Regions from separate parts of the Homo sapiens genome. Here region 1 is linked to region 2. The links are chromatin contacts, found by Hi-C or POLR2A ChIA-PET in ENCODE. All regions are on one chromosome and are shown on one strand. The core of a region is the stretch at or near the end of the contact, and the rest is flanking DNA. Distances in the headings are between cores, read along the strand shown.

Region 1 (4,662 bases), core at 1,196-3,695, 1.8 Mb before region 2:
TGTTCAGTCACCCAAGCTGAGTTCAGTGGTTCAACCTCGGCTCACCACAGCCTCTACCTCCTAGGCTCAACTGATCCTCCTGCCTCAGCCTCTGGAGTAGCTGGGACTACGGGTGCACGCCATCATGCCCAGCTAATTTTTTTTTTTTTTTCTGTATGGACAGCCCTTACTCTGTTGCCCAGGCTGATCTCAAACTCCTGGGCTCAAGAAATCCTCCCACCTCAGCCTCCCAAAAGTGCTGCCATTACAGGCGTGAGCCACTGTGCCCAGCCTTACGATGGGTTGATAGAGATGGGACCCCATTGTAAGTCAAAGAGCGTCTGTACTTATATCTAGCTTTTAAATCATAGGTACCCTTCTTATTATTTCATAATAATTAAAATAATAGATGGCTTTTATTGAGCACCTATGACCTACAAGATATAACCCTCAACACAAACCCTTGAGGTCAATATTATCATCCTCATATCCCACAACATCAGCTCCTTCCAGCCTCGGGTGCCGCTGTGTCCCTGGCATCTGGGACAGAACCTGGCACACAGCACAGGCATGGTCGATATTTGGTAAGTGAAAGGATAAAAGAGTAAACTGAGGCACAGAGAGACTAAGTGGTCACTTAGGTTTCTTTTGTTGTGATTGCAAGCACCCTCACATGTGCCTCTTGGTGCACGCCTGTCTGTGCATCCAGTCTTGCTGGGTTCTCTGCTCTGGAAAACCCTGGAGCAGAATCAAAGAAGGCTGGCCGGGCGCAGTGGCTCACACCTGTAATCCCCGGCACTTTGGGAGGCCCAGGCAGGTGGATCACGAGGTCAGGAGATCGAGACCATCCTGGCTAACATGGTGAAACCCCATCTCTACTAAAAAATACAAAAAATTAGCTGGGCGCGGTGGCGGGCGCCTGTAGTCCCAGCTACTCAGGAGGCTGAGGCAGGAGAATGGCGTGAACCCAGGAGGCGGAGGTTGCAGTGAGCCGAGATCGCACCACTGCACTCCAGCCTGAGCAAGACTCCATCTCAAAAAAAAAAAAAAAAAAAAGGAGTCTGAACATTCTTTATTCCTGAACATCCATCTTCTAGGATTCCTCCCTCACGACCCAGCAATCAGCCTCCTTTCCGCAAAAGAACACATATGCTCACCAGAATACATGTGCCAGAATGTTCACAGCAGCCCAAGATGAGAAACCGTCCAAATAGCCACCCACAGCAGAATGGATAAACACATCATGGGGTGTTCACCCTGTGGAATATTCTACACGATGAGAATGAACAAACACCACACAAGAATGTGGACAGATTTTGTGATAGAACATTGAGGGGGCCAGGCACGGTGATTCACGCCTGTAATCCCAGCACTTTGGGAGGCCAAGGTAGGTGGATCACCTGAGGTCAAAAGTTGGAGACCAGCCTGGCCAACATGGTGAAACCCCATCTCTACTAAAAATACAAAAATTAGCTAGGTGTGGTGGCGTGCACCTGTAATCCCAGCTACTCAGCAGGCTGGGGCAGGAGAATCACTTGAACCTGGGAGGCGGAGGTTGCAGTGAGCCAAGATCGCACCACTGCACTCCAGCCTGGGAGACAGAGTGAGACCCTGTCAAAAGAAAGAAAGAGAGAAAAGGAAAGAAAGAGAAAAGAATTGGAATCGCTGAGTTAAAGGGCTTGCTTGCTACACATGCTACAGTTTGGTGGATCTGCCGAAAGCTGCAGGAATTCCTGCAGGTTTGAGAGAGGCTGTTTCCCATACATCTGTGTGTGAAAAACCATTTGGGCAGGGCACAGTGGCTCACGCCTGTAATCCCAGCACTTTGGGAGGCCAAGGCGGACAGATCACCTGAGGTCGGGAGTTCGAGACCAGCCTGACCAACATGGAGAAACCCCATCTCTACTAAAAATACAAAATTAGCCAGGCATGGTGGCATGCGCTTGTAATCCCAGCTGAGACAAGAGAATCCCTTGAACCTGGGAGGTGGAGGTTGCGGTGAGCCAAGATGGCACCATTGCACTCCAGCCTGGGCAACAAGAATGAAAACCTGTCTCCAAAAAGAGAAAGAAAAAAAATGCTTAGATCCTTTGACAAGAGCTTTGCTGCTGGGCTGCCCAAGTTAATTCAAGAGCCCAGGACTGTGACGTGCGTTCCAGTGTGGCTGTAATAAGACTGCACTTCTCAAACTCTAGTTCTGCTTCCCAGATTCTGAAAGTAATGATTCCGAGAAGCCAAGATCATGCAATCTCTCTCTCCCTCCTTCCCGCCCTTGTAGCCTCCATCCTTACCGTCTCTTCCAAGAGTGTCCCCACGTGAGTCAAACGCCACTTGGGAGCCCAATCCGGGCCCACAGCCAGGACCCAGGAGGTCTGGGGTCTCTCCCTGCCGTGTCTGGCAGCTGGTAGAGTCCTGGAAATCCGTCCTGTTTGCCAGGGCTCCTGTCGGATGCTGCTGAGCACTGCCACCTCACCAGTCCCAGTGAATCTTTATAAGCAGTACAAAATAGGAGTGGCCTTGTCTCGCTCTCAGGGTGTGTTTGTCCTGTCTTCTTCCCGTGACTCACAGAACCCAAAATTACGGGGTGGCTGGCAGGGCAGGAGAGGGCTCGGTTGGGTGGAGGGCTGATCCCAAGTCCCCAACCCTAGTCTCGAAGTCCCACCTTCCTGGAAGCCAGACCTGCATGCGGTTTGCTCTTTAACGCCTTAGAGGTCTTGGCCTGGATTCTGTTTGCCCACAACATGCCAGCTGCCCCCAGCCACCTCCAGGCCTCTAACTGTGTTCAACCCCTCCCTTCTGCAGCCTCAGGACAGACAAACATCCCTCCCTCCTCCTCGGCTCTGAGGAAGACAGCCTGGGGTCACATTCTCCACAAAAAGACCACAGCAGCTGAGCGCAGGGCCCAACGCCTCAGTGGTAGAAAAAGCACAAACAACTCCTTTCTTGGGCCTCAATTTTCCATCTGTAGAATGGGAAGATGTTGTTGGCCATAGCGATGCTTTACTTTTTTTAGAGATGGAGTCTTGCTCTGTCGCTCAGACTGGCGTGCAGTGAAAACATTATGCCTCACTGCAGCCTCAAACTCCTAGGCTCAAGTGATCCTCCCACCTCAGCCTCCTGAGTAGCTAGGACTACAGGCATGCACCAACATACCTGGCTAATTTTTTAAAATTTTCTGTAGAGGTGCGGCCTTGCTGTGTTGCCCAGCCTCAAGCCATCCTCACACCTCGACCTCCCAAAGGGCTGGGATTACAGAAGTGAGCCACAGCCGTGATAGCAATTCTTAACCTCTTCCAGCATATCACAGTGGCTGAGAACAAGAACTCAAGGGCCAGAATGATGAGATTCATATTCCAGGTCGACACACCCTCATCAAAGTTCAGGGCCTCAGCCCCTCTGAACCTCAACTTCCTCATCTGTGCAGTGGATGTTTGCTATGAGCGTTGGATACATTTAAAACGCACAGAACTGGCTGGGCGCGGTAGCTCACATCTGTAATCCCAGCACTTTGGGAGGCCGAGGCAGGTGGATCACTTGAAGTCAAGTGTTCAAGACCAGCCTGGCCAACATGGCAGAACACCATCTCTACTAAAAATACAAAAATTAGCTGGGCGTGGTGGTGCGTGCCTGTAATCCCAGCTACTCGGGAGGCCGAGGCAGGAGAATCATTTGAACCGAGGAGGCGGAGGTTCCAGTGAGCCGAGATCTCACCATTGCACTCCAGCCTGGGCGACAGAGTGAGACTCTGTCTCAAAAAAACAAAAACAAAAAAACCGGAGCAGTGCCTGGCACATAGTATACGCTAGGCTCACGCAACAGCAACAAGACTGTAACGTGAATTCTTAAAGTACACATACCACGCAGGCTTAGCAAGAGGAAGTGGCTCCAACCCCAACTTTGGAACCTCTTTATTCAGCAGTTCTTTCTGTTTGTGCTTTTTTTGTGCGTGCTTTAGGGATTCAAGGGATATATTTACACACTTCTTTTGTTATTGTTTTAGAGAATGAAATCACTTTGCTAGAGGAAGTTGTTCGTGAGACAAGGAGCTGGGACTCACTGTTTGACCCAGGGCTTCCTCCACTCTGTTTCCCTGACTAGGTGACCCTGCGTTGGCTGACCCTCACCCCGGACCCTCAGAGAGGAAAACATCCCCCAAGTCCCCTCCCCTCCTCTTCTGTCCCGGGAAGCCCCCTCCTTGGGAGAGGAGGGACATCCTGCCAGCCCCAATCTCCTGTGGGAATCTGCCCTGGCCTGAAGAAGAGATTAAGAGGAAAGAAACCGAGGTGGAACCTTCCCTTTATCAGCTCAAACTTTCTTTTTTTCTTTCTTTTTTTTTTTTTTTTTGAGACGGAGTCTGTCTCTGTTGCCCAGGCTGGAGTGCAGTGGCGCGATCTCGGCTCACTGCAAGCTCCACCTCCCGGGTTCACACCATTCTCCTGCCTCAGCCCCCCCGAGTAGCTGGGACTACAGGCACCCGCCACCACGCCCGGCTAATTTTTTTTGTATTTTTAGTAGAGACGGGGTTTCGCCGTGTTAGCCAGGATGGTCTCGATCTCCTGACCTCATGATCTGCCCACCTCGGCCTCCCAAAGTGCTGGGATTACAGGCATGAGCCACCACGCCCGGGAGCTCAAACTTGCTTTAACTTGAAAAGTTAACGATGGTCTGTTCCTCAGATGCTTC
Region 2 (4,512 bases), core at 997-3,496:
GCTGGGATTACAGGCATATGGCCACCGTGCCCGGCTAATTTTTGTATTTTTAGCAGAGACGGAGTTTTGCCATGCTGGCCAGGCTGGTCTCAAACTCCTAACCTCAAGTGATCTGCCCACCTTGGCCTCCCAAAGTGCTGGGATTACAGGCGTGAGCCACTGTGCCTAGCCTTTGCTGCCTTTTTTTTTTTTTTTTTTTGAGATGGAGTCTCGCTCTGTTGCCCAGACTGGAGTGCAGTGGCACGATCTTGGCTCACTGCAGCCTCTGCCTCCCAGGTTCAAGCGATTCTCCTGCCTCAGCTTCCCGAGTAGCTGGGATCACAGGTGCCTGCCACCATGCCTGGCTAATTTTTTGTATTTTTAGTAGAGACCGGGTTTCACCATGCTGGCCAGGCTGGTCTCCAACTCCCGACCTCAGGTGATCTGCCCGCGTTGGCCTCCCAAAGTGCTGAGATTGGCCTTCACTCTTGATTTTAACTGACATGTCAGTTAAATGCTACTGCATTCCAGCCTGGGTGACAGAGCAAGAGTCTGTCTCAAAAAAAAAAAAAAAAAAAACCAAAAAATAAAAAATAAAAACATAAAAATAAAATCAAGAGTGGGATGGCTGTTGCCCACAAGACTGACATTAGCAGGACTGCTGACATCCATCCTATCCAGAGACAGGCGGATGGACTGACAGCCCCTTCTCCAGCACAGCTGGGAGCCACATGATAATATGCCCTGCCAGTTAGTCCTAACTCTGTCCTTCACAGGCTGGAATCACCAAGACTCACAATTAAACTGTATTTAAATCAGGCCAGGCACAGTGGCTCACAACTGTAATCCCGGCACTTTGGGAGGTTGAGACAGGAGAATTGCTTGAGGCCAGAAGTTCAAGACCAGCCTCGGCAACATAGTAAGACCCCCATCTCTACAAAAAGGTTAAAAACTAGCCAGGTGTGGTGGCACACACCTATAGTCCCAGTTACTCTGAAAGCTGAAGCAAGAGGATGAGTTGAACCCTAGGAGGTAGAGGCTGCAGTGAGCTGTGATCATGCCACTGCACTCCAGCCTGGGCAACAGAGCAAGACCCTATCTAAAAAAAAAAAAAAAAAAAAAAAAAAAAAGGCTGGGCATGGTGGCTCACGCTTGTGATCCCAGCTTTGGGAGGCTGAGGCAGGCGGATCACTTGAGGTCAGGAGTTCGAGACCAGCCTGGCCAACATGGTAAAACCCTGTCTGTATTAAAAATCCAAAAATTAGCAAGGCTTGGTGGTGTCCACCTGTAATCCCAGCTACTCGGGAGGCTGAGGCAGGAGAATCGCTTGAACCCGGGAGGCAGTGGTGGCAGTGAGCTGAGATTGCACCACTGCAGTCCAGCCTGGGCCACAGAACAAGACTCCGTCTCAGGAAAAAAAAAAAAAGAAAGAAAGAAAAAGAAAAAAAAAAGAACAAGAAAAAAATAAATAAATAATCCAAAAATTAGCCGGGCATGTTGGTGCACACCTGTAATCCCAGCTATTCGGGAGGCTGAGGCAGGAGAATCGCTTGAACTCAGGAGGCTGAGGTTGCAGAGAACCGAGATCATGCCACTGCACTCCAGGCTGGGTGACAGAGCGAGACCCTGTCTCAAAAAAATAAATACAAATAAATAAATAATTTTTTAAAAAACACGAGTATATAAATCAATCCACTCAGGGACTCGGTGACCAATGCCAGTGCCTTCTGTTCTCACCCTACCCCACAACACACACGTATGCAAACTCACTCAAAGATTAACCATCGTGCCCAGGACACGGCCTCACTGCCAGATACTTGTGCGTTCCACCTGACATCACTCTCCATACAGAGTATGGCCCAACTCACTGACCCTATAACTGGCATCTCTGGCATCTAATGTATTCTATGAAGTTTAGAGCCGGGGGTGGCGTGGTGGGCCACTCTTCACAACTCCTAATTTGGAGGTTGGGGAGGAAGCAGCCTCCTATGTGACTAAAGAGAAGAAACCCCTCCAATCCCTTCTTTCACCTTTCTTTGGTCTCCCCAGGCTCAGATCGACCAATATGTGGGGTTGGTGACCAATCAGTTGAGCCACATCAAAGCTAAGTAAGAGCATGGGGCGGAGGTCGATGGGAGGGGGAAGTGGGGGAGCTTGGGAACCTTTCCTTTCTACTCTCGCTGTCCGCAAATCTCCTGGGGTAATGTCCCCTTGAAAAGGCTGAGGAGGCAATTCCAATGTAGGCCACTAGGTGGAGGGCAGGAGCTGGCTTCGGGCTCTTGGTCAGTTTCCCACCCAGCTTTCCCCGTTGTCCCCAGATGCCCACCCCGCGTCTCTTGCCCCACCTCGTGATCCCACCTGTTTCTCCTTCAGGATCCGAGCTAAAATCCCAGGGACCGGAGCCCTGGCCTCTGCAGCAGCCGCAGTCTCCGGATCCAAAGCCAAAGCCGAATGAGAACGGTGTCTCTGCCCGCAGGACGCCTGCCCCCAGCCCCCGCAGCCCTCTGGCCCCCTCCATCTCTTGTCCGTTCCCACCCACCCCCCTCCTCGGCCCGAGCCTTTTCCCGGTGGGTGTCAGGATCACTCCCACTAGGGACTCTGCGCTAATTACCTGAGCGACCAGGACTACATTTCCCAAGAGGCTCTGCTCCAGGAGTCCAGGAAAGACGAGGCACCTTGGCCGCGGGGCCTGCTGGGACTTGTAGTTGCCTAGACAGGGCACCACCCTGCACTTCCGGACCCGCCGCTGGAGGCGCCGTGAGGCGTTGGTGTCTCCTGGATGCTACTAGCCCCAACGCCGGGGCTTTGCATGGGGCCCAGGGGAGGCCTGAGCTTGGATTTACACTGTAATAAAGACTCCTGTGGAAAACCCGAGGCCTCTTGTGCTTCCAGAACCCTCCAGTTGTTCACCTTTCTGCACTGAAAGGCACTTAAGTGACACTCCAGGAGAACCTTCCCCATCTCTGGAGAAGGAGCTCCCTCTGCCATCTGTGTAGGTTATGAAATGATTGAGGGGAGGCCGGGCGCAGTGGCTCACGCCTGTAATCCCAGCACTTTGGGAGGCCGAGGAGGGCGGATCACTTGAGACCAGAAGTTCAAGACCAGCCTGGCCAACATGGTGAAACCTCATCTCTACTAAAAATACAAAATTTAGCCGGGTGTGGTGGTGCATGCCTGTAATCACAGCTACTCGGGAGGCTGAGGCATGAGAGTCGCTTGAATCTGGGAGATGGAGGTTGTAGTGAGCCAAGATTGCGCCACTGCACTCCAGCCTCGGCGACAGAGCGAGATTCTGTCTCAAAAAAAAAAAAAAGAAAGAAATGATTGAGGGGAAGATGCTGACAGACCACCCATTCCAGGGTTAGCCAAGCCTTGGCAGCCACTTCCCATGCCTGTGCTCAAGGCAGACATCACTAATGGATCCCACACCCTGCCTACTGTGCAGCCACCTCAACTGAGCCCAAACCCACGTGTCCAACGGCCTCTGGATGCCCCTTCCACCCTAAATCTAACCAAACGTCTTCTTCATCCTACCTGATTTCCAACTCAGAGATGTTTTCACTGCCCACGGTGTCACCAGGCCAGACACCCAGGTATGGCTCTGGACTTCTACACACTCACCTCCCACAAACAATCAGTCACAATGCTGTGTCTATCCTGCCTCACAAACTTCTCTCATCCACCCACGTCTCCCCACCCTGATTGCCTCGGGAACAAATACAGGGCCTCCCTGGACTTCCAGTTTCAACACTAATCTGAGGCCTGGCATGATGACTCACATCTGTGATCCCAACACTTCGGGAGGCCAATGTGGGAAGATCACTTGAGGCCAAAAGTTCGAGACCACCCTGAGCAACATAACAAGACCCCCGTCTCTAAAAAAAAAAAAAATTTATCCGGGCGTGGTGGTGCATGCCTGTAGTCCCAGGTACTTGGGAGGCTAAGACAGGAAAATTGCTTGAGGCCAGGAGTTCGAGGTTACAGAGAGCTATGATCACACCACTGCACTTCAGCCTGAGTTACAGAGGGAGACCCTGTCTCTAAACAAAAACAAAAACAAAACACAAAAAAACTACATACTGGGCGTAGTGGCTCACGCCTGTAATCCCAGCACTTTGGGAGGCCAAGGTGGGCAGATCACTGAGGTCAGGAGTTCCAGACCAGCCTGACCAACATGATGAAACTCCATCTCTACTAAAAATACAAAAATTAGCTGGGTGTGGCGGCGCATACCTGTAATCCCAGCTACTCGGGAGCCTGAGGCAGGAGAATCACTTGAACCCAGGAGGCAGAGGTTGCAGTGAGCCAGGATCATGCCGCTGCACTCCAGCCTGGGCAACAGGGCGAGACTCTATCAAAAAACAGCAACAACAAGAACAACAACAAAAAAGACAACTAAACTCGGAAAGGATGAAGCAAAGGGACCCGTGGGGAGACTGGGAGAACACTGAGGTCTAAAGATCCACAGACTTGGGTTTGAATCCTGGCTCTACTACCCCTTCGCTGTATGACCTTGAGCATATGACTTCATCT

Evidence for each region. Hi-C counts contacts between places; a loop is a spot of excess contacts on that map. ChIA-PET counts read pairs that join two places held with the same protein, here RNA polymerase II (POLR2A).
Region 1: a map of posterior vena cava shows a loop between it and region 2 (10-fold over the local background). The contact joins the promoter of C5AR2 here to the enhancer-like site in region 2. A Hi-C loop is called at or near these places in 1 of 168 maps with a recorded cell type or tissue (posterior vena cava). POLR2A ChIA-PET finds 5 or more read pairs at or near these places in 1 of 52 experiments (T-cell).

Annotation. Positions count from the first base shown.
Region 1 is chr19:47,329,958-47,334,619 of GRCh38, reverse strand. It overlaps C5AR2 (complement C5a receptor 2), which reads right to left and starts at 2,445. Exons shown (of 2, transcript NM_001271749.2): 1 at 2,271-2,445.
Region 2 is chr19:45,483,630-45,488,141 of GRCh38, reverse strand. RTN2 (reticulon 2) reads left to right here. Exons shown (of 11, transcript NM_005619.5): 10 at 2,029-2,087; 11 at 2,353-2,848. The coding sequence ends at 2,434. Among named protein-coding and RNA genes, the nearest start is that of TRU-TCA1-1, 7.2 kb to the right of the region's middle. Within about 2 kb of position 2,246, at least 29 of the 41 ENCODE cell types and tissues checked have a DNase peak (open chromatin) inside an H3K27ac peak, as active enhancers do.